Regions from separate parts of the Homo sapiens genome. Here region 1 is linked to region 2. Evidence: read pairs that join two places in POLR2A ChIA-PET (ENCODE). Cell type or tissue: PC-9. All regions are shown on one strand. Each heading gives the region's core, and the rest is flanking DNA. Links, peaks and the distances in the headings are about the cores only. Region 1 overlaps ERC1 (ELKS/RAB6-interacting/CAST family member 1). Region 2 overlaps WNK1 (WNK lysine deficient protein kinase 1).

Region 1 (16,496 bases), core at 4,246-12,245, 180 kb before region 2:
TACTGAATTAACTAGAAAAGTGAGTTCCCCAACATTAACAAGCACACCTTTATAACATCTATATGCATGTACCTGAGGTCACAGTCATTAGTCTCTTATCTCCAAATTCTTATGAAAAACTTTTATTCAAATAATTAAAACCAAATTCATCATTCCTTACTCTAAATTTAGTTCCACTTTCTAATCCATTTCCGTTGTTAATCGTAGGGAAAAGAGTTCCCCAATCTCAATACCATGGTTCACTGTATTCTTCTCTCTTGCCGTCTATATCCAAATATTTCTTTTCTTTCTTTTTTTTTTTGACAGACTCTTGCTCTGTCACCCAGGTGGAAGTGCAGTAGTGCACTCACAGCTCACTGCAGCTTCCACCTCCTGCGGTCAAACTATCCTCCTGCCCTAGCCTCCCAAGTAGCTGGGGCTACAGGCACATACCACCATGCCAGCTAATTTTTTATTTATTTATTTATTTATTTTTATTTTTTTTTTTTTTTGAGACAACGTCTCGCTCTGTCACCCAGGGCTGGAGTGCAGTGGTGCGATTTCGGCTGACTGCAAACTCCGCCTCCCGGGTTCACGCCATTCTCCTGCCTCAGCCTCCCGAGTAGCTGGGACTACAGGCGCCCACCACCACGCCCAGCTAATTTTTTTGTATTTTTAGTAGAGACAGGGTTTCACCATGTTAGCCAGGATGGTCTCGATCTCCTGACCTCGTGATCCGCCAGCCTCGGCCTCCCAAAGTGCTGGGATTACAGGCGTGAGCCACCGTGCCTGGCCCTAATTTTGTTTTTTAAGAGATGGGGTCTCACTATTTTGCCGAGGCTGGTCTTGAACTCCTGGGCTCAAGTAACCTGCCCACCTTGGCCTCCCAAAGTGCTGGGACTACAGGCACGAGCCATCGTTCCCTGCCTATATCCAAATATTTCTTTGAAAATCTCATGGATGTGCACCTTCTTCTCCATTCCTATTACCCTGTTTAATCCAGGTCTTCTACAAGAAACTCATTTCCTTTCCCCACCTTTTCTTCAATCCACTCTGCTGACAGCAGTAAAAGCTGCTCCTGAACAGTATTTTTTATTACATCATTTATGCCCTCGTTCAAGAACTCCCTAGGGCAACTTACTATTACTTTCTTCAAAATCTTCATTGAGTAAATCAGATTAGGAAAGAAAAGGCTGGGCACAGTGGCTCACGCCTGTAATCTTAGCACTTTGGGAGGCCGAAGCAGGTAGATCACCAGGTCAGGAATTCAAGACCAGTCTGGCCAAGATGGTGAAACCCTGTCTCTACTAAAAATACAAAAATTAGCAGGGCATGGTGGCGTGTGCCTGTAATCCCAGCTGCTTGGGAGGCTGAGGCAGAGAACTGCTTGAACCTGGGAGGCGGAGGTTGCAGTGAGCCGAGATCCCACCACTGCACTCCAGCCTGGGCAACAGAGCGAGACTCCGTCTCAAAAAAAAAAAGAAAAAACTATACTTTAAAGGGTGAATTCAATTATATCTCAACAAAATTGTCATAAAAGAAGGAAAGGAGATGGGGAGGGAGAAAAAGGACAAAAGGACCTGGGAGGATGGGGTAAACTCCCTAAATGTTTCTCCACAAAGTACCACTTGATGCCATACCCCCTTGGGCGTTGTGAAGAGTTCAATGACTTAGGGCACCCACGCAGCTGTCAGAAGGCAATCTGACCTCCCAGTGACCACTTCTAGTGATGATGAAGCATTACTTTGTGAAACTGTTCTTTCATCAAATGGAAATAGTTTTTTTCTTTTTCTTTTTTTTTTTTTGAGACGGAGTCTTGCTCTGTCGCCCAGGCTGGAGTGCAGTGGCGCAATCTCGGGCTCACTGCAAGAGCCGCCTCCCGGGTTCACGCTATTCTCCTGCCTCAGCCTCCCGAGTAGCTGGGACTATAGGTGCCCGCCACCAAGCCCAGCTAATTTTTTGCATTTTTAGTAGAGACAGGGTTTCACCATGTTAGCCAGGATGCTCTGGATCTCCTGACCTCATGATCTGCCCGCCTCGGCCTCCCAAAGTGCTGGGCTTACAAACGTGAGCCACTGCGCCAGGCCGGATATAGCTTTTTTCAAAAATCCATTCCTCCTTGCAGCCAAAATTTAAAACCTTAATATTTGTGCTCATTTTTCCAGTGTTTGTTCTCCAAAAACAATACTAACAAAGAAAGAAAAAAGGAAAAATCTCCTTCAACATGGCTGTCCACCAAATACTTAAGAGTATAATTAAAATGTTGCAAGTCTTCTCTTCTTGAGTTCCTTCAGCCATTTCTTATAAAGTATGGTTTCTAAGCACCTCCTATACTCTTCTGGGCATAACAGTGCACTCATAACAGATGGCAAGTTCCAGAGGGTGGTACGGTTTTAAATGTTAAAAAATGAAACTATGACCTCCACTGATTAACATTAATGTAACTAAAAACTAAACCCATTTTCTGATTTCTTTTGCACAATAAAGAGGACCCCCAAATTATATTTAAGATGCTATCTGCAAATTTGCTGTAAATTAGCAAATCTCTAAAAACAATTTTATTTCACTGAGATGAGATCACACACTACACTGCACTATGAGATCCAAAAAGACAGAGGAAAATAAAAAGTGAGAGAGAAACTGCAATTATCTGGCAAACTCTGCCCTTATTTCTTCATATAAGCCCTATCTCATATTTGTGCAACATTTTTATTAGCTCTGCTTAATTATTTTTCATACTTCACTACATTCCAGATAAGCAAACTTACCAACTGTAAAAGAAGCAAATTTCCCACACTGATTTAAATACCTTCACCTATGATCAAGACCTGATAAATGCATAGTTCAAATTTCTGTAAGCCATACATGTACAAATTTTGCTTCTCGAAATGATTGTTAACTCCCCAAAAGGAACATTATCCATTTTACATTTGATTTCATTTTCTCATGGCACTCTGCATAGTGCCTTTAACACATTCCCCTTCTGAAACAACAAAAAAGATTAAACTTATCTGGGCAATAAACAAGGATACCAATTTATCTACATCTCCTTGTTAAAACAGAATTATCAAAAAGAAAATTAAAACAATAATCTAAGACATAGATCCCAAATTTTAAGATCAGACTTTAAATGACAGTGAAACAACTAGCAACCTCATGACAAAGTTTATTTAAGGCCAGGAGCAGTGGCTCACACCTGTAATCCCAACACTTTGGGAGGCCGAGGTTGACAGATCACCTGAGGCCAGGAGTTTGAGACCAGCCTGCCCAACATGGCGAAACACCATCTCTACTAAAAATACAAAAAATTAGCCGGGCGTGGTGGCGTGCACCTGCAGTTCCAGCTACTCAGGAGGCTGAGGCAGGAGAATCACTTGAACCTGGGAGGTGGAGGCTGCACTGAGCCGAGATCGCACCATTGCACTCCAGGCTGGGCAACAAGAGCAAAACTCTGTCTCAAAAAAAAAAAAAAAAAGTTTATTTAATGGCAAATAATAATGGCTTTTATCATGCGGCAAATCAAGATACAACCTAAAATTATATAAATGTTAATAGTCAAAAGTCTCCAAATAATGAGAAAAAAAAATGACAAAGAATTACACAAGGTTATCTTTTTGCAGTTCTGAACTAGAAATTCTCGATTCCTAAGTAAATGAGCAACATAAAAATCAGACTCCAAAAAGAGAAGAAACACAACACACAAGGCAAAAAACATTAAATTCACCTGCCGTCCTATAATATTAAACAGTATTTTGTTCATGAAATATTTCAATGACAGTGCTTTAAATAAACATTTTTAAAATAAGCTTCCAACTAAATTTAACATACAGAATTATTTCAAGGCATAATTTAAAAAGTATGATGATAATCTGGTTAAATGCTGTTTAGAATTTAAAAAAAAAATCATCCAAAGTATTTTTTTTTTTCTGAGACGGAGTCATGCTCTGTCTCCCAGGCTGGAGTGCAGTGGTGCGATCTCAGCTCACTGCAAGCTCCGCCTCTCGGGTTCACGCCATTCTCCTGCCTCAGCCTCCCGAGTAGCTGGGACTACAGGTGCCCGCCACCACACTCAGCTAATTTTTTGTATTTTTAGTAGAGACGGGGTTTCACCGTGTTAGCCAGGATGGTCTCGATCTCCTGACCTCGTGATCCGCCCACCTCAGCCTCCCAAAGTGCTGGGATTATAGGCATGAGCCACTGAGCCCGGCCCCATCCAAAGTCTTAGTAGCTCTGCAGTTCCACCAAGCTCACAGCTAGATTTTCATTCTTTGTCAAACATACACCAAAAACCTTCCTGACTCCCAATTTTAAAAAAGAAAAAGAAAAAGCCTTCCCTGTTACATACTATTCTAACTCTCCAACCAGCAGTATTTGAAAGTTCAGTAACAAAAGGATGAGACATAAAAATTGCTGAGTATTTATATCAGAAACATCTTCTAAAAGAACTCCATAATAAAGAACCACACATATCAAGTAATTCTAAGCAAATGCGTCTTTACATCTAATAGGATCCTAGAACAAGATCTCTATGGTCCAATCAGATCCAATATTTAGAATGGACCTAAATCCCCAGTCTCAAACTGAAATGGGGAAACCATTTAATTACTGTAAATCCTATTAAACCAATCTTCTTTATCAAGTGGAAGATGCCTGACCTCTGAGGGCTATGGAGGGTATAATGAATGCAGAGTTTAATTAGGCCCCACTGCTGGCTGACTATAATCTATTAATTAGCATTCTCTGTCTCTGTATCTCATTGCAGTGTTTCACTTTACTTTAAAATTGCACCCTTCGTTTTTTGGACCAAAGTTATACAATTTTAGGATTGTGTAGTAATTACAGTGGGTATACGGAGAATGCATCGCTGCCAGCACTGGTGTTTAATTAGGGCAAGGGGTGGAATCTAGATAAGGCGGTGTTCACCATTCTTCAGCACATATGGGTTTTTTGGCATGAAAATCCTGTGGACTGTTTCACTGGAACTGAAGTATTCAGAAGATTCAAATATTTTGTCTTTGAATGCAGACTGATACTTAGAAAGGATATTACGTATTTTCCACACAGCTTCTGAAGTACAGGCATAAACAATTGCTTCAATTATTCCAAAATGAACAAGTACGCCAATAACTTTTTTCATTAAAATTGACATTTCTGAGTCACTTCATAATAAAAACTATCTTAGTGAGGGGCATAGTTTCAGCATCATCAACAAGGTATAACGGTGACTAGCTAATTCCAGGTATAATGGTGATAAATCCAGTAACTTCAAATCTACTCTAAATTTGATACACACACACACGTATAATCTGACACACACATATACTGTCAATCCATTCTTGAAAAGTAGAGCCTTTAAAAAGAAGTGTTTATTCACATGCAATTTTTCCACAATATTTCTTAATTATTTTAAATTTTTATTTATTTTTTTATTTATTTTTAAGAGACAAGGTCTCACTATGTTGCCCAGGCTGGACTCAAACTCCTGGACTCGAGGGATTCTCCTGCCTCAGCCTCCTGAGTAGCTAAGACTACATGCATATATTACCATACCCAGCTCACAATATTTCTTATAATAAAAAATTATGTCTCAGCCACTTTTCAATTAAATCAAACTGTGATTTTTTATTAACAATACATTTGAAATTGTATAATATTCAAATATGATACACTATGATAATTATCTAAATACATATAAAGAATCTCATATTTGGGCACTAGTATACACCATTACATACTCCAAATTTACCAATCTCATTTTTACCAAGAAAAAGAAAAAGAACCCAATACAACCCCTAAAAATACAGATACAGTTTCCAAGACCTAGGTTATATTGATACTTAACCACAAAACTAAAGAAAGCAAACTCATTTTTTTCTCCTGATATTTACAATTCAATACCAAACTATAAAAACAGAATTTAAGCTGGGCATGGTGACTCATGCCTGTAATCCCAACACTTTGGGAGGTTGAGGCGGGCAGATCACCTGAGGTCAGGAGTTCGAGACCAGCCTGGCCAAAATGGCAAAATCCCGTCTCTACTAAAATACAAAAAATTAGCCAGGCGTGGTGGCACATGCCTGAAATCCCAGCTACTTGGGAGGCTGAGGCAGGAGAATCGCTTGAACTCAGGAGGCGGAGGTTGCAGTGAGCTGAGATCGTGTCACTGCACTCCAGCTGGCGACAGAGCAAGACTCCGTCTCAAAAAAAAAAATACAAAAATTAGCCGGGCATGGTGGCACACGCCTGTAATCCTGGCCACTCGGGAGGGTGAGGCAGAAGAATCGCTTGAACCCGGGAGGCAGAGCTTCCAGTAAGCCGAGATTGTGCCATTGCGCTCCAGCCTGGGCAACACTGAGACTCCAGCTCAAAAAAAAAAAAAGGCTGGGTGCGGTGGCTCATGACTGTGATCCCAACACTTTGGGAGGCCAAGGCAGGTGGATTACCTGAGGTTGAGAGTTCAAGACCAGTCTGGTCAATGTGGTGAAACTCGTCTCTACTAAAAATACAAAAAATTGGCCAGGCACGGTGGCTCATACCTATAATCCCAGCACTTTGGGAGGCTGAGGTGGGCGGATCATGAGGTCAGGAAATTGAGACCATCCTGGCTAACACAGTGAAACTCCATCTCTACTGAAAATACAAAAAATTAGCTGGGCGTGGTGGCAGGCGCCTGTAGTCCCAGCTACTCAGGAGGCTGAGGCAGGAGAATGGCATTAACCCGGGAGGTGGAGCTTGCAGTGAGCCGAGATCACGCCACCACACTCCAGCCTGAGCAACAGAGCGAGACTCTTGTTTCAAAAAAAAAAAAAATTAGCCAGGCATGGTGGCACACACCTGTAATCCCAGCTACTCCAGAGGCTGAGACAGGAGAGTCACTTGAACCCTGGAGATGGAGGTTGCAGTGAGCCAAGGTTACGCCACTGCACTCCAGCCTGGGTGACATAGAGAGGCTCTGTCTCAAAACAACAACAATTAAAAAAAAAAACCTGAGAATGTACTATCATTTTATATTTAGGAATTATTCTTTTTGGTGTTGTACTTCAACTGACAAATTCAACTAATTTACTTGGTAGTGCAATGCAAATTAAAAACTAAAGTCAGTATTGTACTGACAACTCAAAAATGTCAACTGAAGAAAATGTACTTCTCTGCTCTGCTGTCATATATCATTTGAACATTTATCTGGTGCATCAATGATTCACAAGGTGAAGAGACATCAAAATCACCTGGAGGGCTCTTTGTAACTAAACATATCTAAAATTTTAAACACCCTTTTCCCCTACACATGCCCCATCCACTGAGGGTCCCTGTCACAGTTAATGATCATTACGAACAAGAGTAGGTCACATCCCTGAGATATAAAGTGGTAGAATAAAGGATGAGACACACTGAGCAAATGGTCCCTTGTTTCTTTTCCTTTCATGGTTGAGCTCAAAAGTGCCACAACAGAACCATCACAAATTGACAAACAGGCAACAGACAAGTTTAAGACTTAGATTTACACCCGGCGCAGTGGCTCCTGCCTATAATCCCAGCACTTTGGGAGGCCAAGGCAGGCGGATCACGAGGTCAGGAGTTCAAGACCAGCCTGGCCAACATGGTGAAACCTCATCTTTACTAAAATACAAAAATTAGCCAGGTGTGGTGGGGGGCACCTGTAATCCCAGCTACTAAGGAGGCTGAGGCAGGAGAACTGCTTGAACCAGGACCCAGGAGGCAGAGGTTGCAGTGAGCCAAGATCGCATCGCTGCACTCCAGCCTGGGCTACAGAGCGAGACTCCATCTCAAAAAAAAAAAAAAAAGAATTAGATTAGATTTACTAAATTCTAAAGATCCCAAGAGTGGTTTCTCATCAGAACCACCAGAGAAGCTTGTTCGAAACATAAGTTCCTGGACCCCATCTCCAGAGATTGTACTTAGCTGGTATGAAGGGAGGCCTGGCAATCTATGTTTTAACCAAATATGCCTGTTGATGCTGATGTTTCTGAGCCAGCATTTAAGAACCCTGTCCTTAATTTTAGACCCCATCAGTGGGGTCTATTTTAGCTTTTTTTCTTTCTTTACACATTCTTAAAGTCTTAATGACTCAAACTCAAAGAACTTTCTAAGGAATATTTTTTAAAGGACAATTTCTCTTCTTTAAAGAAGCTAAGTCTCTAAGAAAGAGATTTAAGTATATTAAAACATTCAAATTTTGAGTAGTGACAACTTAATAATTGATTAAAAAGTAAAAGCAAAGTAGTTTGAAGTTATAATGTATCTGAGAAAGAATAAAATTATCATAATTTCTAATTACTTAGAAATCTGATTCAAATGAATTCAAGGTTTTTAATTTGCGTTGTACTACCAAGTAAATCTGAAGAATTTTGGCCCTGTGATATTAACTAGAATAGATACAATAGAATGGTAGGAGGCATTAAAAATAACGATTTAGATATATATTAGAGGCCTCTAATATACAGTAGAAATGTTGTTAGCTAAAAGAAGGTCACAGCATAATACCAACAGTATTCCATTCAGGTAAATCCGTTACGTGTATATGCATAGAGATATTTCAGTAAAGAGAAATGTCAAAATGTTAACAGTGGAATAGCAAAGTTGTCAGTAGATGGGAGGATCTGGAATATATTTTGCTTTCATATCTATGCTTTTCTGTTTTATATTTATGAACAGAAAAATTGAGCTATTTTTATAGCTGAAAATGTGTCTGGAGCTTTAACATACAAAATGTAATGTAACTAGAGATCTTCAAGTAGCCAAAACAGTAGATCTGAATATCTGGACTGCATAATAGTAAGAATGGTAAGACAATCAACCGAAATCTTAAATTAGATTTACAGTCATATGTTGCTTAATGACAGAGATATGTTCTGAGAAAGGCGATTTCATCACTGTGCAAAGATCATCAAGTGGACTTATACAAATCCACCTGGTACGGCCTACCACACACCTAGGATATAGGATATAGCCTACTGCTTCTAGGCTACAAACCTGTACAGCATGTTACTGTATTGAATACTGTAGGCAACTGTAACACAATGGTAAATATCTGTGTATCTAAACACATCTAAGCATAGAAAAGATACAGTGAAAACACTGTATTATAATCTTTGTTTTTTGTTTTGTTTTTAGAGACAGGGTCTCACTCTCACCCAGGCTGGAGTACAGTGGCCCAATCTCGGCTGACTGTGGCCTCGACCTCCCAGGCTCAGGTGATCCTCCTGCCTCAGTCTCCCAAGTAGTACAGGCGTCCATCACAAAACCCTGCTAATTTTTTTTCTATTTTTTTGCAAAGACAGGGTTTCACCATTTTGCCCAGGCTAGTCTCAAACTCCTGGCCTTAACCAATCCGCACCCTCTCAGCCTCACAAAGTGCTGGGAGTACAGGTGCGAGCTACCACACCTGGCTAACACTATATTGTAATCTTATGGGACCACAGTGATACATGAGGTCCATCATTGACCTAAACATCTTTGTGTGGCAGATGACTTCTTCATCAGAGACACAGATCATTTCTGATTGCTTCTTTACTTCTTAGTATCATTTAAGAACACTGCAGAAATTGATATCAGTTGCTTTCTTTATAATTTTTATTAACCTAATCCAAAAATAAAGTGTAATACCAACAATGAGGTAGCTAATTACATATTCTCCTTTAAGAGTATAAGACAGCTTTTTTAAGGAGGAAAAAAACTCAAGCTTGCAAGTTTAAGAAAACTTCTAAAAGTACAGACAACTTGGGCCATGGGGGAAAAAAATGTGAAAAGAGAAAAATTCTAAAAGTCTTTTAAACAAAAAGTATGGGCCTGGCGGTGGCTCGCGCCTATAATCCCAGCACTTCGGGAGGCCAAGGCAGGTGGACCACCTGAGGTCAGGAGTTTGAGACCAGCCTGGCCAACACGGTGAAACCCCGTCTCTACTAAAAATACAAATATTAGCCAGGCGTGGTGGCGGGCACCTGTAATCCCAGCTACTCAGGAGGCTGAGACAGGAGAATCACTTGAACCTGGGAGGTGGAGGTTGCAGCGAACTGAGATTGCGTCACTGTACTTCAGCCTGGGAGACAGAGCAAGACTCCGTCTCAAAAAAAAAAAAAAAAAAAAAGTATGTTTAACATTTTAACTAGTAGAGCCTGAATATGATTTGTTCACATCTTTGGAGTCATCAGCTTCCTCACTGAATGTGGCATGGCTATCATCAAACATCAACTATAACCTGGAGGAGCACAGAAAAATAAGTGAATATTTCCTGTAGCTAATGTGACAGCACTTAGCTCTCAAATTGCAAAGCCCATAATTATAATGCCCAGTCATCTCATTTATTTTCTACAAGTAAACAATCACACCAAGTTGCCTTTCCTCCACCTTAAATGTAAAGAATTACAGAACGAAAAGCTACAAAAGCATCCTGAAGTTAAACTTCCATGAATGGCAACAAAAAGAACAGGTACTTATTGTTTGTACTTAATAAATACATCATCAACATTAACTTTTTTTTCTTTTTTGAGACAGAGTCTCACTCCAGACTGGAGTGCAGTGGCGGGATCTCAGCTCACTGCAACCTCCGCCTCCCAGGTTTACGTGATTCTCCTGCCTCAGCCTCCTTAGAAGCTGGGATTACAGGCACACGCCATCACACCTGGCTAATTTTTGTATTTTTAGTAGAGTCAGGGTTTCACCACGTCGCCAGGCTGGTCTCGAACTCCTGACCTCAATGATCCGCCCACCTCGGCCTCCCAAGTGCTGGGATTACAGGTGTGAGCCATTGCACCCGGCCAACATTAACTTTTTAAAAGTAATTTCTGTTCTCAGCTGACAACACTGACTTATCCTGTGATAGTCATTTTGTTTTGTTTTTAAGAATGACTTTTTGACATTATGACAAATCTTAATGGTATACCTTACATTTAAGTTACCTACTCTAAAATACATTTGGTAATAGATATTAGAGAGTGTGGCAAAATTATACTCTCAGAAGAATTGGAAAAAAAAAAAAAAGATAACATATGCTGAAAGGAAAGACACGAAGAGAAAGAGAAACCAGAGAAAAGAACCAAGCAAGAATGGGAGCAAGGAGACATGGGCAGCTAGAAGAAAACAGGGTACAGGACCAAATTTGGAAAGGGCTGAGAAATGGAGGACACAAAACAGTAAAATCAATAGGAAAAAGGAAGATACATATACTACGAAGGGAAAAATCTAGGAAAGGGGAAAAAAAGGCTATTTCATTTATATACATGAATTCAGCCAATAAAGGTAAACACACGTAGAACTTACCTGGTTTTCCTCCTGTACAACTCTGTACTGTTCCTTCCAAATGGTGATTTTGGAAGCTTCATCTTTTCTCAGGGCTCGTTCCTTCTTCAGCTCTGGGCTCCAGAAGGTCTTGATGCTATTCATTGAAGAACTCAATTTGCTCTCCTTTACTTCCACATCCTTCCGCAAGAGATCATTTTCTCTTAATACTTCCTTCAGCTGTGTCTGCAGATCCATGATTGTGTTATCTCTCGCCTGACGAAGGGAGTGAGGTACAGTGGATGCCATACTCACAGGAGGGAGGTGATGCTCTCCAAATGCTATGGTGTCACTAGCAACCCCACTGCTAGCTATATTGGGGCTACTACCCATAGCAGTCATCCGAACACCGTAAGGCAGACGTCCCCCAGAACGGCCAAGTGTCATGGTGCTTTTAGGTGTTTCTGAACCCACATTTTCATGGTCACTTAGATACATAGGGCCAGAGGTGGCATAGGCAGCATTTAAAGATTGTATATTTTCCATTGAAAGGGTTTTCCCACTGCCACCTCCAACACTGCTTCCCGAACTCCCTCCCGTACTGTTGGTTCGACGGTGACCCAAGCGAGGGGAACGTGGAAGCCTGGGTGAACGCCCAGGGCTCTGGCTGCTCGGCTCCACCTTCCCAACAGAGCGGGCACTTCCATACATGGTTGCAAGGTCAGGAAAGGTGTGAGCAGAAAATCAACAACAACAACAACAAAAATGGGAACCTTGTGAGGTGTCTCTATGGCTACAAGTTGGTTTAAGGTTAATCAGAAGAAGGTCCCCAGCTGTCCAATCTTGAAGAAGTATCTTACACCATATCTGTAATGAAAAGATCACACATTAAATCCTCCAATAATAAATATTTCCCTTCTCAGAGACTTTCCATTACCCCCACTTAAAGAAGATCTAGCCCTTCTACCATGTATGTACTCACGCATTCAGAATGTGATTACAGCATAATGTACTCATAGTAAACAATATTTTAGAGATATTTTAGATGTCTCAAAACTGAACGCTGAAAACATACCATGCAACTGGAAAACAAACAAAAAAAGTGCCAAGTGCAATGGCTCATGCCTATAATCCCAGCGCTCTGGGAGGCCAAGGTAGGAAGATCGCTTGAGGCCAGGAGTTCAAGACCAACCTGGGATACATAGCAAGACCCTGTCTACAAAAAAGAAAAAGAAAAAAAAACAAGAAGTATAAAGATTGACAAGGAAAAGATTAAACTCAATGTCTGAATATCTGACTTGCTAACTGAAAACCCAAGATAATCAACTGACAAGTTATTAGAATAACAGAACTCAACAAACTGGTCAAACTCAATATCAATATATAAGTATCAATGTATACATCAGTAGTAACAACTAGAAAATGCAGTTTTTAATTTAAAGGAAATTTTAAATCCCATTCACAACAGCAACAAAACCATAAAAGTACTTTGATGTAAATCAACAGAAATGTGCAAGAATTTTGGGGGAAAAAAACTATAACATTTTACTGAAAGACATGAAAGAACACCTAAACAAAGTTATCTGTGTTCATGGATGAGAAGACAAACACTGCTAAGATTTAGTTCTTCCCCAACTACTTAGCACAATCCCAGTGAAAAATCTCTACAGGATTTTGCTAACCAGCTATAGATCCCTTCCTTTCACAGGTGTTGAAGGATTTTTCAAGTAACTCAACAAGCTGACTCTAAAATTCAAATGGAGAGTAAAGATACAAGAGTAACCAAACAATTTAAAATAGATGAACAAGGAAGGAAGACAGCCCTCAACAGCAACATAAATTACAAATCCATAATTCTTCATTTGTACTGCAAAAATCCAAAAACCTCTGAAAATAAGATTTTCCTTTTAACTCATCTAGCAGCAAACCTTGACCTGATCTGAGCTTACTTACTGTTTATATGTATCCCACATAGTGTGACTTCATATATTTCATTAAGAAAACAATGTGTGTGATTACTGGATACTACATAATGTCCACTAAGTATTACTGGAAAAAATTCCTGACAACAAAACCACATCTGACCTGCAAGGTTTCTTACAAAGTATTGTAGCCTTGTAAAACTATAATAACGAAAACTGTATAGTACTAGCCCAAGAACAGGGTCTAAATTATATATGGGAATTTAATATATGTTAAAAGTAACGTTTCCAAACAGTGAGTGATATGGTTTGGCTGTGTCCCCACTCAAATCTCACCTTGAATTGCAATCATCTTCATGTATCAAGGGTGGGGCCAGGTGTACTTAACTGAATCATGGGCGCAGTTTCCCCTCTACTGTTCTGGTGGTAGTGAGTGCGTCTCATGGGATCTGATAGTTTTATAAATTGGAGTTCCCCTGCACAAGTTCTCTTGCCTGTCGCCATGTAAGACATAATTTTGCTCCTCATTCGCCTTCTGCCATGATTGTGAGGTCTCCCCAGCCATGTGGAACTGAGAGTCCATTAAACCTCTTTCCTGGCAGGGTGCAGTGGCTTACATCTGTAATTCCAGCAATTTGGGAGACCAAGGCGGGTGGATCACCTGACATCAAGAGTTCGAGACCAGCCTGACCAACACGGCAAAACCCAATCTCACTAAAAGTACAAAAATTAACCAAGCATGGTGGCAGGTGCCTGTAATCCCAGCCACTCAGGAGGCTGAGGCATAAGAAGCTTGAACCCAGGCGGCAGACATTGCAGTGAGCCGAGATCGCGCCACTGCACTCCAGCCTGGGTGACAAGAGCGAGACTCCGTCTCAAAAAAAAAAAAAAAAAAAAACTTTCCTTTTTAAATTACCTAGTCTCGGGTATGTCTGTATTAGCAACATGAGAACAGACTAATACAGTGAGGAAATGAAAAATCACTCAATAAATGAAGTTTAAATACTTGTTGCTCTTTGAGAAACATAACGTATACTCGTCTTCACATAGTACACCAAAATAAATTCCATATACATTAAAGATATAAATTTTTTAAGCCATTAAAAGTACTAGAAGAAAATTTTGAAGAATATCCTTGTGAACTTGAGTTAGGAAAAGGCTTCTTAAATAAAAAACCAGAAGCAAAAACCATAAAGAAAAACAACCAACACACTTAATTATGTCAAAATGACAAAGTATTATACCAAAAAATGCTGTAAATAAAATTAAAAGATAAACCAAAAGCTAGGTGAAAAATACAGTGAACATAAGTATAATGATCTGTAAACAGAGTATGTAAAGAATTCCTACACGGGAAATGCCAATTTTGAAACAGCGATAATTAGAGGGAAGGAAACTTGTGTTATAAAGGGGAAAAATGTTTGTGGAGGCTTTAGCTCAACTTAGAAAGCTTTACACTCAAACTACCATAAAGCACCTGAATTTTTTTTTCAAAAAAGAAAACATGTTCATACTCTACAAGTATAACTAAAACAAATTTTAAAACCACAGGCAGTTGTCCCTTGGTATCTGCTGGGGACTGGCTCCAGTAGAACGTATCCAGATATCCAAGACTGCCCCAGACAACAAAAATCCCAGGATGCTCAAGTCCCTGATTCAAAATGACACAGTAATTGCATAAAACCTATGGATATCCTCCAGCATACTTTAAATCATCTCTAAATTACTTATAATACTTAATAAAATGTAGATGCTATGTAAATCGTTGTTATACTTATTGTGTTTTTTATTTGTATTATTTTTCCATGTTGTATTATTTTTTCCCAAGTATTTTCTTTTTTTTTTTTTTTCCACTTTTTTTTTCAAGGTGACTTTAAGATTCTTTCCCAAATATTTTTGGTCCACAGGTGGTTTGAGCTGTGGATGCAGAACCCACTAAACTATAGCTATCAACTTTATAGACTTCTTTCAAAGACAATATAGATCTAAACTAGATCTCTCTGATTTCCTAGCATCATTTCAAAGCATTGGCTTAGGTCAAGTAACAACAGGCTTCAGCATATTAAACAATATTTTCCCAAAATCCATTGTTATGTAAATTGATTCTTATAAGTGTTTCTTCATTGAAAACAGTACCAAGTAAATCATATTGTCAAAAATGAGATTCTAAAGACAGTATCTATTCTGGTCAAACAGGTTAAAAGTCCTCAAAAATGTGAACACACAGGTGGTTTGAAATAACAGGCAGGTGGTTTCAAACCTGTGGGGGGAGCGGGGTGGAGAGGCGGGAGATGTTTTGTGTTTTTGTTTGTTGAGACAAGGTCTCCTCTGTCACCCAGGCTGGAGTGCAGTGGTACAATCACAGCTCACCGTGGCCTCAACCTCCCAGGCTCAAGCACTTCTCCCACCTCAGCCACCCGAGTAGCTGAGACTACAGGCGAGCATCAGCACACCCAGCTAATTTTTGTATTTTTGGTAGAGGTGGGGTTTCACCATGTTGCCCAGTCTGGTCTCGAACTCCTGGGCCCAACGGATTCGCCTGCCTCAGCCTCCCAAAGTACTGGGATTACAGGCGTGAGCCACCGTGCCCAGCTGATGGTACTTTCTTACAGCAGCCCTATCAAATTTACGTATCTCATCTCCTACATAAGAGAGAAACAAAGAAATCAAACAGGAACTATCTCAACTTTCTCTCTCCACATGTTCATTGACAGCAACAACCATCCTTAACTTCCTCTATTCTGATGGAAGTGGGCTACAGCTAATCCTTCCACAGGGTACTTTAGTCCCCATTCCCTCTGGCTTCTCCAGAGAAACCTTAGTTAATGAACACTTTTCCTCTCTAATGCCTTTTTAACTTCTGTCTATAATACATCTTGTTTCTTAAGCACTCCCAATTTTTTGACACTCTCCTCTCTTGGTTTCTTTATATCATATGCTCTTTTCTTCTAACCCTCCTCCTTCTTTGTTCGTTCCTCCCTTAAATGTTTCTGATCTTCATCCCTATGTTATTCTCACACTACAATATCATCCTTAAGAAATCCTTTCTCCCTGCCTCCACCAGCTTAAAATAACATATGTACAACAAAGACTCCAAATTCACTACTTCTCCAGTACTTTTTTACTTCTCCTTTGAGAATCAAAACTATGTATCCCACTTCTGGACATCTTCACTTATACTCCTCACATGCACCTCAAATACACCATGCCCCCAAACTGAACTCCGTATCAAGGTCTCCCCATTCCAAAACCAAACCTGCTGCTGCAGGGGAAAAAAAAAAAATCAAAAAAAGAACATGGTAGTGGACAACATCTATTCACATGAATAACATCAGCTGCTCAAGCCAGAGCCTGAGAGTC
Region 2 (16,496 bases), core at 1,351-9,350:
TGCAATTAATCTCAGAAGAAAACTCATTACCACTATCACATGTGATACTACATAGTAGTCATCACAGTAATAGTTTAAAATCTTTATAAAGTATAAATAAATTCTTTCTTATTTTTTTTTTTCCCTCGAGATGGAGTCTTGCTCTGTTGCCCAGTATGGAGTGCAGTGGTGTGACCTTGGCTCACTACAACCTCTGCCTCCTGGGTTCACGTGATTCTCCTGCCTCAGCCTCCTGAGTAGCCGGGAATACAGGTATACGCCACCATGCCCAGCTAATTTTTGTATTTTTAGTACAGATGGGATGGGGGTTTCTCCATGTTGGCCAGGCTGGTCTCGAACACCTGACCTCAGGTGATCCGCCCTCCTCGGCCTCCCAAAGTGCCGGGATTACAGGCGTGAGCCACCATACCCAGCCAATAAATTCTTTAAAAATAAATTTTCAGGTTGGGCGCCGTGGCTCACACCTGTAATCCCAGCACTTTGGGGAGGCTGAGGTGGGCAGATCACGAGGTCAAGAGATCGAGACCATCCTGGCCAACATGGTGAAACCCCGTCTCTACTAAAAATACAAAAATTAGATGGGCGTGGTGGCGCATGCCTGTAGTCCCAGCTACTCGGGAGGCTGAGGCAGGAGAATCTCTTGAACCCGGGAGGCAGAGGTTGCAGTGAGCTGAGATCAAGCCACTGCACTCCAGCCTGGTGACAGAGCAAGACTCCATCTTTAAAAAAAACAAAAACAAAAACAAAAACAAAACAGCAATGTGTGGAAAATATACATAAGATGTAAGAACAAAATGCTACTGTCTAAGAGGTGGGGTGAAAGAGAAAAAGATCTCATCTATTCTGACCTCATCTAAGTCACCACACGGATCAAGAGTTGAAGCACTGATATGCTGTTCAAGTGGCACTGTAAGTCAACAGACACATAAAACAAAGGGAATGGAGTTGGGGTGGGGTGGTCAGAAAAGTTAAGTTATTAAATATACATAAATTCTGATTATCTATAGTGTCAATGACAGATATGGTAAAACAAAATTAGTGACTAATAAATCACAGAAATGCATGTAATCTCTCATAGATCTAAATGAAATAAATGAAATACATAAAATGATAAGCTCTAAAGTCTTTTAAGTACAAGAGTTATATCCAAAGCTGGATAATGCTCAATTACTCATTGTATTATTCCGAAGACCCAATTTGGAGAATTCTACTCGCAGGGCTAACTTTTCACAGCAAGGAACTGTGTAGCAGGGCTGACCCTAAAGTTAAATTCATGTATTTAAAAGCTTCATTTATGAGAATGACTACAAAGATCACTATCTGTATTTTCCTCAATCTTATTTTTCCAACTCCACCTAAGTTTTTCCCAGCTTGTTTTTATCTTCATATAATTCTAGTGAAGACAAAATAATGCTGCTGAAGCAAAAGCCTGCTTTAATTGAGCAAGCTGGTATTTCAAACTTAAGACTTATGAAAATAGGAAATGCAAGAAAAAAATGAATGCCACACACTAAAAATTCTCTGATAGTAAAAAACTGAGCACAGTTGGCCCTCCTTATTCATGGTTTCCACGTCTGTGGATTCAACGAACTGTATATTGAAAATTCAAAAGAGAAAACTGTATCACAGTACTGAACACATACAGGCTTTTCCCTGTCATTATTATCTAAACAATACAGTATAACAACTGCTTACATAGCACTCACGGTGTATTAGCTATTGTAAATAATTTTTACATGTAAATACTATGGGTCATTTTATATTTCTGGAACTTGAGCATCTTCAAATTTTGGTATCCACAGGAGTGTGGGGTCCTGGAACCAACTCCCCAGACAGGGAGGAACAACTGTATTCTGGTTTACATTTGGTTTTAGTTTTCTACAATAAACATATAAAAACTGCATAAACTTTCTTTTTGTAAAGATAAGTTCTTGGCCAGGCATGGTGGCTCACACCTATAATCCCAGCACTTTGGGAGGCCGAGGCAGGTGGATCACCTGAGGTCAGGAGTGCAAGACAGCCTGGCCAACATGGTGAAACCCCGTCTCTACAAAAATTAGCTGGGCATGATGGCGGGTGCCTGTAATCCCAGCTACTTGGGAGGCTGAGGCAGGAGAATCGCTTGAACCCAGGAGGCAGAGGTTGCAGTGAGCCCAGATAGTGCCACTGCACTCCAGCCTGGGTGACTGAGCAAACCTCTGTCTCAAAAAAAACAAAAAAAAAAAGATAATGATAAGTTCTTGCTCTGTTGCCCAGGCTGGAGTGCAGTGGTGGGATTGTGGCTTACTGCAGCCTCAAACTCCTCCTGCCTCAGCCTCCCAAGTAGCTGGGACTACAGGTGTGTGCCACCATGCCCAGCTAATTTTTTGTCTTTTTGGAGAAACAAAGTCTTGCTATGTTCCCCAGGCTAATCTTGAACTGCTGGGTTCAACCGATCCTCCTACCTTGGCCTCCCAAAGTGCTGGGATTACTGGCATGAGCTAACACAATTGGCCCTTCTGATTATTTTGATAGCATTTTAAAAGTCTAGGGCCAGGTGTGGTGGCTCAAAGCTGTAGTCCCAGCACTTTGGGAGGCTGAGGCAGGAGGATCGTTTGAGCCCAGCTGTTTGAGACCAGCATGGGCACAAAGCAAGACCCTGTCTCTCCAAAGAGACAAAAAACTAGTGGGGTGTGGCGGCACATACGCCTGTAGGTCCACCTACTCAGGAGGCTGGGCCAGAGGATCATTTCAGCCCGGGAGGTAAAGGCTGCAGTGAGCCATGATTGTGCCACTGCACTCTCGCCTGGGTGACACAGTGAGACCCTGTCTCAAAAAAAAAAGTTCCTTCTTCCATAAGCACATACATTTCAAGGGAATGTATGTAGCCTACTGGCAATAAAACTATGTATTAATTTAACAAAGCAAATGTATACTGATTCTTCTGTTTTAATCTAGCATAGGCACATTGAAAGGACAAAAACATTTAACAATAAAAGACATTCAGTGTGAACTGGACAAGTAGAAGTAGTTCTGAGCTTCAGGTTTCCTGTCTAGCCAATAATGATAACACCTGTCCAACTGAATTCAAATGTCGTATCTGGGTTCAAAGCTCCTTGAAGTATTAAGTTTGCTGACCCAAGGCTACCTCTGAGTATAAAGGCAATCACCAAAGATAATAAAGGAAGGAAAATCTTTTCTTGAACCTGCTTTCATCCTTGATTATCCTTAATAATAATCCTCTTGTTAATCCTATCCCTGCAAACATATATGAATTCATGACTTTACAAATAGGAATACTCACTGCGCAAAAGATATTAAGATATAGCAAAACCAATAACTGTGCATAATACAACCTTAAATTTGGTAGGTTATGCTGCTTTTTCAACCTACAGCCAAGAGTTTTGTATAGAAAATTCCATACCAATGCTATACCACATATTTAGATACTACTACTGCCTTAAAAAATGTACCATAGGTGCCAAGTTAGCCAATAAAACTGAGACACACCTTACCAGTCCAGTAGCTGGTATTAAAAGATTAAGACTGCTTAATGCTACCCACTTAAATACTGAAAAATATAACAAGGAATTTTACCAGTCAGCAACCATCAATAAGCCAGGATTATTAAAATACCTAGCTGAGGTATTCTGAATCATTTAAGAAGCAAGCATATACAGGTATTGTATATTAAAAGTAAATGTGTACATGGAATGATTATGAAACCTCACTGATCCTAAAAGTGACCCACAGAAAAGTCATCTGGGACATGTAATAGAAAGCTGTTTAAAATAAATACAAAGTTACAGTTTTTAAAATGTACTCATAGGTTTCTCGTTCTTAAGACATGAGAACTCAATGTAATTTTTATAACTGATAATTTTTGAAAGGTGAACTAGATTATTCTTAAACACGATTTTAAGCACCAGACAGAACAAAGTAATGATAACAAGATGTTTTCATGATAAAAGAAGAAAAAAGAACTAAGCTAGATAAATTGGGTTACTATCTTACACAGAACAAAACTAGAGTTTGTTAAGGACATACAGCCCTCTCATTCCACTCCTCCAGAGCCAACAACTCACTGGCTCTACAGATATTTTTCTCTTACTTTTCTAATTCACAAGAGTTATCTTTAGGCAGTAGTGTCATATGTTTTTTGACATGGGACAGTAGCTTATTTTTCTTCATTAAATATAAGTATTTCTTGAATATCTATTGTACACTCATTACAAAACACAAAGGCCACTTCTGCACAATTTTAAATGGGGTACAAAAAAATGAACAACTGTAACTCTATAATAGCACATTGAGAGTCCGATATAAGACAAATGTTTATCAAATTTTATGTTGTATTATTTGAACTAAAAAAACCCCACAAAAACATATGCACATTTTATAGGCTGACTTCTCATTTGAATTCTATATACTGTGTTTTGCCAACTAATCTGCTAGAAAAATAAAAGTGAGTCACAACACAGAATTCTCTGACGCAATCTTTCAGATCCTAAGAATTGCCAGCACTTGCTTCTTAAAAGCTGATGCTTCAAATGTCGTAGGGTAACATTAACATTAACTCTTAATAAAGGTAAACTTTTCCCTAACCATTCAGAATTTACAAAAGCCTACCCCCTCCTCACACAGAATACACCATAAATTCACTAAATTACAGAACTCTAAATATTTTTAAAGCATTCTCAAGTTAACAATTTCAATACTTTAACTGAAAGTTAACAATTTCAATATTGGAAACTTTCTACCAATATCACCAAAAAGGCTACAATATAAACTGTTACATATACTGGAAATTCTTACCTACCTCATTTATACAATCCTTTTGAGGGCAGCAGCAGCAATGAGAATTTATGATGACAAATACTGAGCAAAAATCTTTCTTTTTAATATCCATCAGAAAAGGCAAAACAGATTTCTTATTGGAGGAAAATGAAGGAAAAAATGTCTCTGATGTACATCAGCCCACAGCATAAGGAAGGCAGACATCAAAGTCAGACTGAAACACAGTTTCTTGTTTAACACTAGCCATGCTTCCCCAACTCTCAGACAGGAATTTGCTCTACTCAGCCAACAACAGATTTATTCTAGATGGACAAAACTGCATGCCCAACAGCAGGAAAACTATTCTGTTAATATTCCTTCTGCTTCTCTGCCAACAGTAATAGATCCTAGACAAGCAAAATGGGATTTTTACTTGCTCAATGCTCCACCTACTTTGCGCACAGTTTCTATCTCCTGGACCTATCAAAACCTTTCTTGGATGCTTAACTCTATGTACACTAGAAACCCATTTACCAAAAACACTCCCTTCCTCCAATCATTTTGAAAGTGTACTTTAAAAGAAAAAAGGGATTGAGTTCAATGAACAAAGTGTAAACTCAGAATATGTAGCCAAACGAACACTGGACAGGGAATCACAATACTGGGGCTGGGTTCTCAGTTCAATCCATCACATACTATGTTTGCATGACCTGGACCATATCCCTTAAATTCGTTTTTAAAGTGGAGATAATAGTTCCTCTGTTCACCTAATTTAAAAGGCAGTGATATTAAGGTAGACTACTTTACTACTCTTTCACAGAACATTTTTTAAAAATCAACAGTATTACTACAAGGCTAGTAACCAAAACAGCATGGTACTGGTACCAAAACAGAGATATAGACCAATGGAACAGAACAGAGCCCTCAGAAGTAACACCACATATCTACAACCATCTGATCTTTGACAAACCTGACAAAAACAAGAAATAGGGAAAGGATTCCCTATCTAATAAATGGTGCTGGGAAAACTGGCTAGCCATATGTAGAAAGCTGAAACTGGATCCCTTCCTTACACCTCATACAAAAATTAATTCAAGATGGATTAAAGACTTAAATGTTAGACCTAAAACCATAAAAACCCTAGAAGAAAACCTAGGCAGTACCATTCAGGACATAGGCATGGGTAAGGACTTCATGTCTAAAACACCAAAAGCAATGGCAAAAAAAGCCAAAATTGACAAATGGGATCTAATTAAACTAAAGAGCTTCTGCACAGCAAAAGAAACTACCATCAGAGTGAACAGGCAACCTACAGAATGGGAGAAAATTTTTGCAATCTACTCATCTGACAAAGGGCTAATATCCAGAATCTACAATGAACTCAAACAAATTTACAAGAAAAAAATCAAACAACCCCATCAAAAAGTGGGCAAAGGTTATGAACAGACACTTCTCAAAAGAAGACATTTATGCAGCCAAAAGACACATGAAAAAATGCTCATCATCACTGGCCATCAGAGAAATGCAAATCAAAACCACAATGAGATACCATCTCACACCAGTTAGAATGGCGATCATTAAAAAGTCAGGAAACAACAGGTGCTGGACAGGATGTGGAGAAATAGGAACACTTTTACACTGTTGGAGGGACTGTAAACTAGTTCAACCATTGTGGAAGTCAGTGTGGCGATTCCTCAGGGATCTAGAACTAGAAATACCATTTGACCCAGCCATCCCATTACTGGGTATATACCCAAAGGATTATAAATCATGCTGCTATAAAGACACATGCACATGTATGTTTATTGTGGCAGTATTCACAATAGCAAAGACTTGGAACTAATCCAAATGTCCAACAATGATAGACTGGATTAAGAAAATGTGGCACATATACACCATGGAATACTATGCAGCCATAAAAAAGGATGAGTTCATGTCCTTTGTAGGGACATGGATGAAGCTGGAAACCATCATTCTCAGCAAACTATCGCAAGGACAAAAAACCAAACACCACATGTTCTCACTCATAGGTGGGAATTGAACAATGAGAACACATGGACACAGGAAGAGGAACATCACACACCGGGGCCTGTTGTGGGGTGGGGGTAGGGGGGAGGGATAGCATTAGGAGATATACCTAATGTTAAATGATGAGTTAATGGGTGCAGCACACCAACATGGCACATGTATACATATGTAACTAACCTGCATGTTGTGCACATGTACCCTAAAACTTAAGGTATAATAAAAAAAAATCAACAGTATTTATGTACACAAGTGGTACAAATTTTTTGCCTCTTCTTCTCCCTCCTATAAAAGTCTCAAAATTAAGACATTCCATTTGCCAGGAAGATCTCATAGACCCAAATAAAAACTACTTTAATTTTAGTGATTAAGGGAAAGTTTTTCTTCAGGGCATTAACAAAGATTGTAGAAACAGCATTGCTCATTGCTTTGTTGTAATGGGTAACAGATTAAAGTCCTCTCTCCCTTGTAATTTTGTAAGCTTGAATCCTGATCAAGACAGTGAATGCTAAGGCTTCAATTACCAACAGTACATAAGATAATGGCTTGGAAGCTGTTTGGAAGTAATACATCTAAAGGTTAGAAATGCTACTAATTCTAACAAGCTATCTCAAAGCAACTACCACTAATCTCTGGCTCAACACAATTTGTTACTACTAAGTAGTCTAGGATGTCAGGTATTGCTCAGAAATGCAGCAATGTGTGCTGCAAAAGTGCAGCCTACCTCTAACTTAACTGTATGAGCAAGCCTGTGTAGGACCATGCTTGGCTAAATGAAAGAGCTAGAAAACAAGTGCCACGTGTCCTGCCTCAAAGGTCCATCAGATATAAAGATGTGGGTAGTTTTAAAACTCTATTAGGCAACAAATAAACCAAACTGAGGGGGCTTTGGGGGGCTTGAGGAGACAAAGGTACGATGTAGGCACAAATATCTAGATTCTATAAAGAGCAACCTTTTCTATAAATCAAAATAAGAGTTTTCAATATATTACAACAAAAGTACCATTCACAGATAACAGTTTACATATCTAAACTTATTCCTCTTTCTCTCAAAGTCAGTGCCTTTCTCTGGATTTCCCCTATTTCTTTCAATCGTGTCATTATTTCCATAGTCCAGAGAAGAAACCTTAGTCATCATTGGATGCTTCTTCCCCCACAATATTTAAGTACTACTATTATTCTCTATGGGCTCTTAACACAAAGATAAAGTTAAAAACAACTGGGAAATGGTTTTGTGACTAGTATTCTTACTCTTCTCCAACAGCCAAAGATCTCTGACCAAGCAAAAAAAAAAAAAAAAAAAAGTTTTTACTGGCTTCTTTGCTGCCTCACAAGTCATTGTTTTTGTATTACAAAAGTAACCATCAAAGTTCTGATTTCTAATACCTCATCTCTTTAAGCCTAGACCAGTTTAAGATGGGCCTCATATTTCCATTCTCTTCATCTCCAATTTGTGTTTTACATTGTGGCTAGCTCCTACCATCTGACTCCATTTAAGCATCTGACATTTAACCATTTCCAATCATCTGGTATCATTTAACTCATAATCACACTGCTCAAAAACGGTTAATAGTTCTCCACACCTACTAAATGACCACAGGATCACAGATCTAGAATAAACCAGATTAAGAGTCCTTCCTTGTTCAAATAACAGAAATGTTAATTCTATGTCAAAGTTAGAATTAATCCATTAGCCAGCCAGGCGCGGTGGCTCACGCCTGTAATCCCAACACTTTGGAGGGCCGAAGCGGGCAGATCACGAGGAGGTCAAGAAAGACCATCCTAGCCAACATGGTGAAACCCCGTCTCTACTAAAAACACAAACATTAGCTGGGCATGTTGGCACATGCCTGTAGTCCCAGCTACTCGGGAGGCTGAGTCAGGAGTTATCACTTAAACCTGGGAGGCGGAGGTTGCAGTGAGCCAAGATCATGCCACTGCACTCCAGCCTAACGACAGAGTGAGACTATATCTCAAAAAAAAAAAAAAAAAAAAAAAAGAGAATTAATCCATTAATTCAACTAGTTGACTATGGAGTGTCTCATCTAGTCTAACAGCTATCAGGCAATCTGCTAGATACACTGCACCACCTTCACCACCTAGAAGATAAATATAATTTATACTCCAGTTAAGTACGGGCCGAATCAATGGTAAAACAAAAACTAGAATCCAGATTTTCCAGCATCTAGTTTAATGTTATTTCTGGTCCATGTTATTGTGCTTTTAAAAGTGGTGTGAAAATCATAATTTAACTTCCACCCACATCTTTACCCAATCTCCCCAAAGTAAGTTCAGTCAAACTGGTTACTTGTTCACTGAATACTTTAGTGAACACTTCTACCAACAAGAATACTTTTCCTATTCTGCCCCCTTTTTTCAGTCAACTGAGTCTTATGCTTCTTTCAGGGTATACCTCAAATCATATATACATACAATCCATTAGAGAAAGTAGCAATTACAAAGTATCTATATGAATCCTTTAGCATTTAGGTTATTTACAGTATATCAGAAAACTCAGTACTGCTGTATTTAAATATGGAAAACAATCTTTCTATATCCTTTGTTTTTATTCTGTAGTCTACCGCCTTGTGAATTACAGATCAATATTCAGGGTAGGTAAGTAAGGTCAGCTTTTTTGAGGAATTCTGAAATAATGATTTAATAATTATTATTTAGTACCTAAAACACTGGGAATGCTACCACCTTTAATCTTAATTAAATCACAGCAGAATAATGAAATGCTTCTGAAAATCATGCAAAATGTTCCTAAGATATAGCCCCCTAGTACTGGAACTTTTCTTTTACAATTATAACCTAAATTTGCTGGATAGACATAGAAACAAAATTTATTAAGGAACCAGTTCAGCTAATTCCAATAGATTTTCACTGATAGCACAACAAATTCTAGCTGCTAAAGAAATAAATACAAAGTTTCCTTCAACTTTTTAAACACCATCTAATCAGGAATCAGTCTCACTTGTTTCAGTAAAAAGGTAGGGTGAATTGCAATCTGTTATATAAAAACTAAAAGGAATTTTACCCTAATGGCTTTAGTTCTGTTTTTTCCCAGACAAAATGTTCAAACCTTGCAATCCAAAAGCTAATGGAATCAGTGACAAAGTCAAATTACACAAACAAAGTAATTAAAAATCCCCATTATTTCTAACTTGGTTGTTATAGGGCTGGATTCAGCCAGATTCTTACAGTTATGAACCATTAGTTTACAGGAATTTGAACATACCCTATGATCCCATTGGAAAACAAGCCTCTTTGAACTCCCTACCAAATCAAGCTAGCTCTATCAAAGAAATTAACTTACTCACGATTCCCCAAGGCTCGTTACTCTCTGAATACATGAAAGCTTGTGTACTGCTCCAGTTCAAACGCACTATCCTTCATATAAAAAGTTGATATCATTGCCTGCTACGGTTTTTATTATTTTAAAAGCACACCAAAGTGGTGCTAAATATATTCCTACTTTTACTTGGATCTTCTCATTATCAGTGGCATAGACTTTCATGACAACTGGGTCAAGACTACAAGTATAGCATACAATTAATAAGTTTTTCTCTGTTAAATAGGGGGAATGAACCTTTACTCAGAGCTCAAAACTGCAGTACCAGACTTTTGTTACTCACATCTCCTAAACTTTTTACCCTCAGTTTTCCTTGCGGTCTAGAAAACAGGTTAAAAACAAAACAAAAAAGAGGTAAAGGAAAATAATGTTAATGTTTGTATTAGTATCATGTTAACAGAACCTTGGTTTCTGACTACTATTATTTCTCCTGCATGTCCTTAGGCAAAATGCTTAAACTCTGAGTCTATTTTCTTACCTGTGAAATGAAGACATTATCTACTTATCATGATATAAAAGATTAAAACAGTATATGTAAAGCACTTTGCAAGGTGATCGACAAGATTACAAATAAATGTTAGCTTGTTCTCCCATTTAAAGCTTGATTTTATGTGACACTTAGGAAGCACATTTAAATTAATGCAATTTGCTGAATGTCACTGGTTAACATAAAAAGAGACACCTTATTTCACTACTAAATATGTATTAATAATAATGATGTTGATGATAATGGTGATACCTATTAGGTACTGATTGATAACTGTATGCCAGGCACTTTGCCTTTCTCATTTAATCTTCACAAATACTTTAGGCTCAGAGAAGTAAATAATTTGCTCAAGGTCTCACAGCTAGGCAATGACATTGCCGGAATTTGAAAGGAAGCAGATCCAACTCCAGAGCCTATTTCTTCCACCTGAAAAGGCAATCCTGAGCTGTTAAATACAAACTCTTCTTTGTATCCTTTTTCTAAGTTAGTACTAAATCTACAGAAGGGGGAGAGTGGTTTACTGGTTACTAATAGCCAGGGTATACACAATAGACCTGGGATGAAAACCAGAAATCTAGAGTGGCTGGGGTCTGTGGGTGTGTTTGTATCAGGAAGCCCTAGGATCGATCTCTTCCAATGGATAACCACGCATGTTTCTTTAATAAGTATGCAATAGTTAAGCAGACAGACACTAACATATTTTAAAATTAGTTAAATTTACTAACTAAAAATTTAAATTGCAAGCTGACTTAAGAGAAGGTACAGGCCGGGCGCGGTGGCTCACGCCTGTAATCCCAGCACTTTGGGAGGCTGAGGCGGGCGGATCACGAGGTCAGGAGATCGAGACCATCCCGGCTAAAACGGTGAAACCCCGTCTCTACTAAAAATACAAAAAATTAGCCGGGCGTAGTGGCGGGCGCCTGTAGTCCCAGCTACTTGGGAGGCTGAGGCAGGAGAATGGCGTGAACCCGGGAGGCGGAGCTTGCAGTGAGCCGAGATCCCGCCACTGCACTCCAGCCTGGGTGACAGAGCGAGACTCCGTCTCAAAAAAAAAAAAAAAAAAAAAAAGAGAAGGTACAATATTTCAAGGCCTATTTCAACACAGAATCATCATGATTGCTTATATAATTATATAAATTATATTATCTAAGAACTTATTTAAACCCTCCACATTTATCTCAGCACCCAAAACATAAGAAAACTTTTAGGAAAGTAACAAAGACCACAGCCCTTTTTATTCTTTACTAGAAGCCAGAAGATGGGAATGGAGATTGGTAAAATCTAGACAGTATTTCCTAGGCAAGAAGTATGGTAATGGACAGTGCAGAATTAAGGACTGTAGAGCATACACAACTAAATTTTCATAGCTTAGAGGAAAAATAAAGCACAAATGCATGCCACCTGCGGCATCCTTAGAAACTAAGGATTCTAGCACAGTTCCAATGGACTTACTCTTCAAGTTTTTTATTCCACATTTTCTACAGCTTGATTTACCGGTTTTCCTTTTTAAAAAGCAACAACCAGGCCTGGCGTGGTCGTTCACGCCTGTAATCCCAGAACTTTGGGAGGCCGGGGCTGGTGGATTGCTAGAGGTCAGGAGTTTGAGACCAGCCTGGCCAACATGGTGAAACCCCCATCTCTACCAGAAAATACATGTTAGCCGGCTGTGGTGGCCCATGCCTATTGTCCCTCCCAGTTACTTGGGAGGTTGAAGCGGGAGAATCACTTGAACCCAGGAGGCGTAGGTTGCAGGGAGCCAAGATCGCACCACTGCACTCCAGCCTGGGCGACAGAGCAAGACCCCGTCTCAAAAAAAAATAAAATAAAATAAAGAAAATTTTTAAAAAGCAACAACCAAAAAGGCAGAAAAAATGCAAAATTGCATATAAATGCTATAATAATATAATTTTTAAGTCAAATTGGTTACTTATAATGCTACTTAAAAGTTTACATGAATGACTGAACAATAGTTTATTTAAATAACATTTTGGTATTATACTATATAGCCTACTTTTTATTTAATTAACCAAATAAAGGTACATGGAACTGAAAAAGACCTTAAGGGATTACTGACCCAGCTCATACTTCTCAAACTTTAATGTACATATGAATCACCCTTGGACTATGTAAAATGCAGATTTTAACAGGCCTGGAATGGGGCCAAAATTTTACACTAAATACAAGCACCCTGAGATGCTGATTCTGTTGGTCTGAGGACTGCACTTTGCATGGTTGGTTTGCTAAAACTGTGGTTCTCAAAGGTGTGGTATAAAGACCCTTCAGGGTCCTCAATATCCTTTCTTGTGGTCTATAAAGTATTTCCTTTTGCAACTACATATCTGCATGAGGCCAGATTTTCTTCATATACTTCAACCCAAACAGCATATTGTAACAGACTGAACAGAAAAGCAGATATGAGAATTTAGCAATCTTCTTTTAGACTAGACATTAGATTTGCAAAAATGTGGAAATGCCCCTCTTCTCAGTAAGTTTTTAAATTTTGTTTTGGAAAATAGTTATTTGTCATAAAAATGTTATTGATACCAACATATACAGGGCTTATGTTATTTATCATTTTTAAATGCTTTTGCAAATTCTATTTTAATTTATAATACGGTAAAGTAGATAGAACACAAGTAAATAAAAGCTCTTTGGGGTCCTCAATAACTTTAAAGAGTGTAAAGGATTACTGATACCATGCTGAACTAATCACTCAAGCCTGGGCCAGGCGTGGTCGCTCACACCTGTAATCCCAGCACTTTGGGAGGCCAAGGTGGGTGGATCACTTGACCTCAGGAGTTCCAGAACAGCCTGACTAACACGGTAAAACCCCCGTTTTAACTAAAAATACAAAAATTAGTTGGGCATGGTGGCGGGTGCCTGTAATCCCAGCTACCTGGGAGGCTGAGGCAGGAGAATTGCTTGAATCCAGGAGGCAGAGGTTGCAGTGAGCTGGGATCATGCCACTACATTCCAACCTGGGCGACAGCGAGAGACTCCGTCTCCAAAAATAAATAAATAAATAAATAAATAAAATCACTTGAGTCTGTTAGCTGTCTTGGTCCCTTCTCAAAAATTCTCAGATGACAGAATCTCAAACCTTTACCACCAAGGCCTCTGCAATATTATACAATGTTGCCAAGTTCTTATGTTCAATTACAGTTTCTCTTCCTTCTTATGTAACCTCCTGAAGATCAAGAAAACAGTTGCTGAGCATCTCCCTCTTCCAATAATGCATATAAGCCCCTTCCCTCAAGAAATTCAAAGGAACAAGTTTTACAAATTGACAATGATGGGTCTTGACAAAAAAGGACTCCTAACATTAGAAAAACTGTCTTGAAACATTTTACGGACTACACCAAGGGAAATTACAATTTGGTCTGCCCTATGAAGTCTCAGGGAAGAAAGAACAAAGTGAGAGTAGTAATTATAGGGTAAAAATTAAGGGGAAATACCTAAAAAAATAAAATAAAATAAAATACAGACCTAGCCCCATAATGGAAAGAGTTAAACTAGTTGTTCAGAAATTACAACTGAGATTTGAGAACCTACAGAAGAGCCTTTCTAGTCCTGGGATAGCCTTTCTACCTATTATTGTTTTCTGCTTTATTTGCACCAAATAGTTTTTCCTATTCTATTAGGTTCATGCAAAAGTAATTGTGTTTTTTGCCATTAATATAAAATATATTGCTTTTATAGGTACATCAGTTTCTACTTGCTGCTATTCAACTTCATTTTAGTAGGATAATTCTGAAGGTCACCTCAAATTTCACTTCTCTTTCACAGAGTAAATACAACTCTCCCAAATATACATAATGTCTGATTTTGACTATATTTGACATTACTTTGAATCATTTATTCTTCAAAATATTAATGAGTGCCTACGGTGTGCTGTGCACAATGAATACAAACAACGATATAATAAACCTAGCTCTAGGACAATACCTTTTAAGACACTCTATATTTCCTCCTTCATGTATGCTATAGTCTGAATGTTTGTGTCCCCCTAAAATTTTTATGTTGAAATCTAACGTCCAATGAGACAGTATTAAGAGGTGAAGGTCTTTGGGAGGTGATCAGGTCATGAGAGCAGATCAGGTCATGAGGGCAGAACCGTGAAATGGATTACTGCCCTTATAATATGAGTCCGGAGGGAGCTTTTTGACTCTTTCACCATGTGAAAATGACACGAGAAAGTCCGGTCTATGAGGAACAGAACCTCACTAGATACCAAATCTGATGGCACCTGATCTTGGGCTTTCCAGCCTTCAGAACTGTGAGAAATAAATGGTTGTTGTTTATATGCCACCTAGTTTATGGCATTTTTGATATAGCAGCCCAAATGGACTAAAACATTGTTCTCAATCTCTCTCCAGATTAAGAGGCAGCTATAGAGTCAAGCAGTTTAACATTGAGAAAAAGAGGAAGAAACTAAAGAACTAAAGGGAAATAAAACCTGCTGAATAGAACAAAATGTAGTATATATATGCAATAGAATATTATTTAACTATTAAAAAGTACTGATACATGCTACCACATGGATGTACCTTGCAAACATTTTGCTAAGTGAAAGAAGCCAGACACAAAATGCCACTTATTGTATAATTCCATTTACATGAAATACCTAGAATAGGAAAATCAAATCCAGAGACAGAAAGCAGATTAGTGGTCGCTAGGGGATGGGTTGGAGAGGAGAATGGGAAATGACTGCTAACTGGTATGGGGCTTCATTTTGGGGATGATGGGAAGGTTCTGGAATTAGTAGTGATAACTGCATTAACATTGTGGATATACTAAAAACCAGTGAACAGTATACTTAAAAATGGTTAAAATGGTTAATTTTATGATATATGATTTTTGTCTCAGTTTAATAAAAAACAAAAGCTGCTGAACAACTGAAAACAGGTTAAACACTATACTGAGAATACAGAAACAGTGACACCAGTCTTTCCAGGTTCTGTTAAACTTACTATCAAAGACATCTTTCATTTAAGAAGATTTTCTTCTCAACTGAGCTTTTGAGTTTGCATTTGGCAAATAAAAATGTTAAAGTTTTAGTTCTACTCTTAACAGAGAGAAAAGACTGCCTACACATTTTCTGACCTGTTAAGTAGCTACTTGTTTGCACCAAGATTCTCATGTCTTTACAAATACAGAGGCTAACGCATTCTTATAGAAGAACATCACCACTACTTTCGTAGATCAGTAATTTCTTACAGGACTCTACAGGGGAACATGTTTTACAAAGTTCTGGTGACATATGTTTAACACAGGAGTAAGTAAATTTTCCTGTTAAGGGCCTAATAGTAAATATTGTAGGCTGTATGTATCATACAGTCTGTTGCAATTATTCAACTCTGCCATTATAGTGTGAAAACAGCCATAAATAATATGGAAGCAAGTGAGTGTGGCTGTATGCCAGAAAAACTTATTTATGGACACTGAAATTTGAATTTCATGTAGTTTTCGTATCATACAAAATACTCTTCTTTTGACATTTTCCCCAAACATTAAAAAATATAAAAACCAGCCAGTCATGGTACTCGTAAATGTAATCCCAGCATTTTGGGAGGCTAAAGTAGGAGGATCACTTGAGGCCAGGAGTTTGAGACCAGCATGGGCAACATAGTGAGACCCCACCTCTACAAAAAAAAAAAAAAAAAAAAAGCTGGACATGGTGGCACATGTCTGTAGTCCTAGCGATTCAGAAGGCTGAGGCAAGAGGATCACTTGAGCCCAGAAGTTCAAGGCTACAGAGAGCTATGATTGTACCACTGCACTCAAGCCTCGGTGACAGAGTGAGACTTTCTCTCAAAAAATTAAAAACAAAACCAAAAACCATACTTATGTCATGGGCTGTACAAAAATGGGCAC

Evidence for each region. Peaks named below come from ENCODE experiments on the same cell type or tissue, not always from the same donor. Only the 100,000 strongest peaks of a DNase experiment are listed, where the experiment ranks them.
Region 1: POLR2A ChIA-PET joins it to region 2 with 9 read pairs; 2 of 35 experiments call an interaction of 5 or more read pairs at or near these places.

What each region holds. Positions count from the first base shown.
Region 1 is chr12:1,023,333-1,039,828 of GRCh38, reverse strand. It overlaps ERC1 (ELKS/RAB6-interacting/CAST family member 1), which reads right to left. Exons shown (of 19, transcript NM_178040.4): 2 at 11,257-12,081. The coding sequence starts at 11,925. Among named protein-coding and RNA genes, the nearest start is that of ERC1, 40 kb to the right of the region's middle. In PC-9, for the core only: no CTCF peak of the experiment used is centred there; no DNase peak of the experiment used is centred there.
Region 2 is chr12:840,085-856,580 of GRCh38, reverse strand. The region is part of intron 4 of WNK1 (WNK lysine deficient protein kinase 1); the gene reads right to left. Among named protein-coding and RNA genes, the nearest start is that of WNK1, 96 kb to the right of the region's middle. In PC-9, for the core only: no CTCF peak of the experiment used is centred there; a DNase peak (open chromatin) is centred at 4,470; H3K27ac peaks cover 1,206 bases.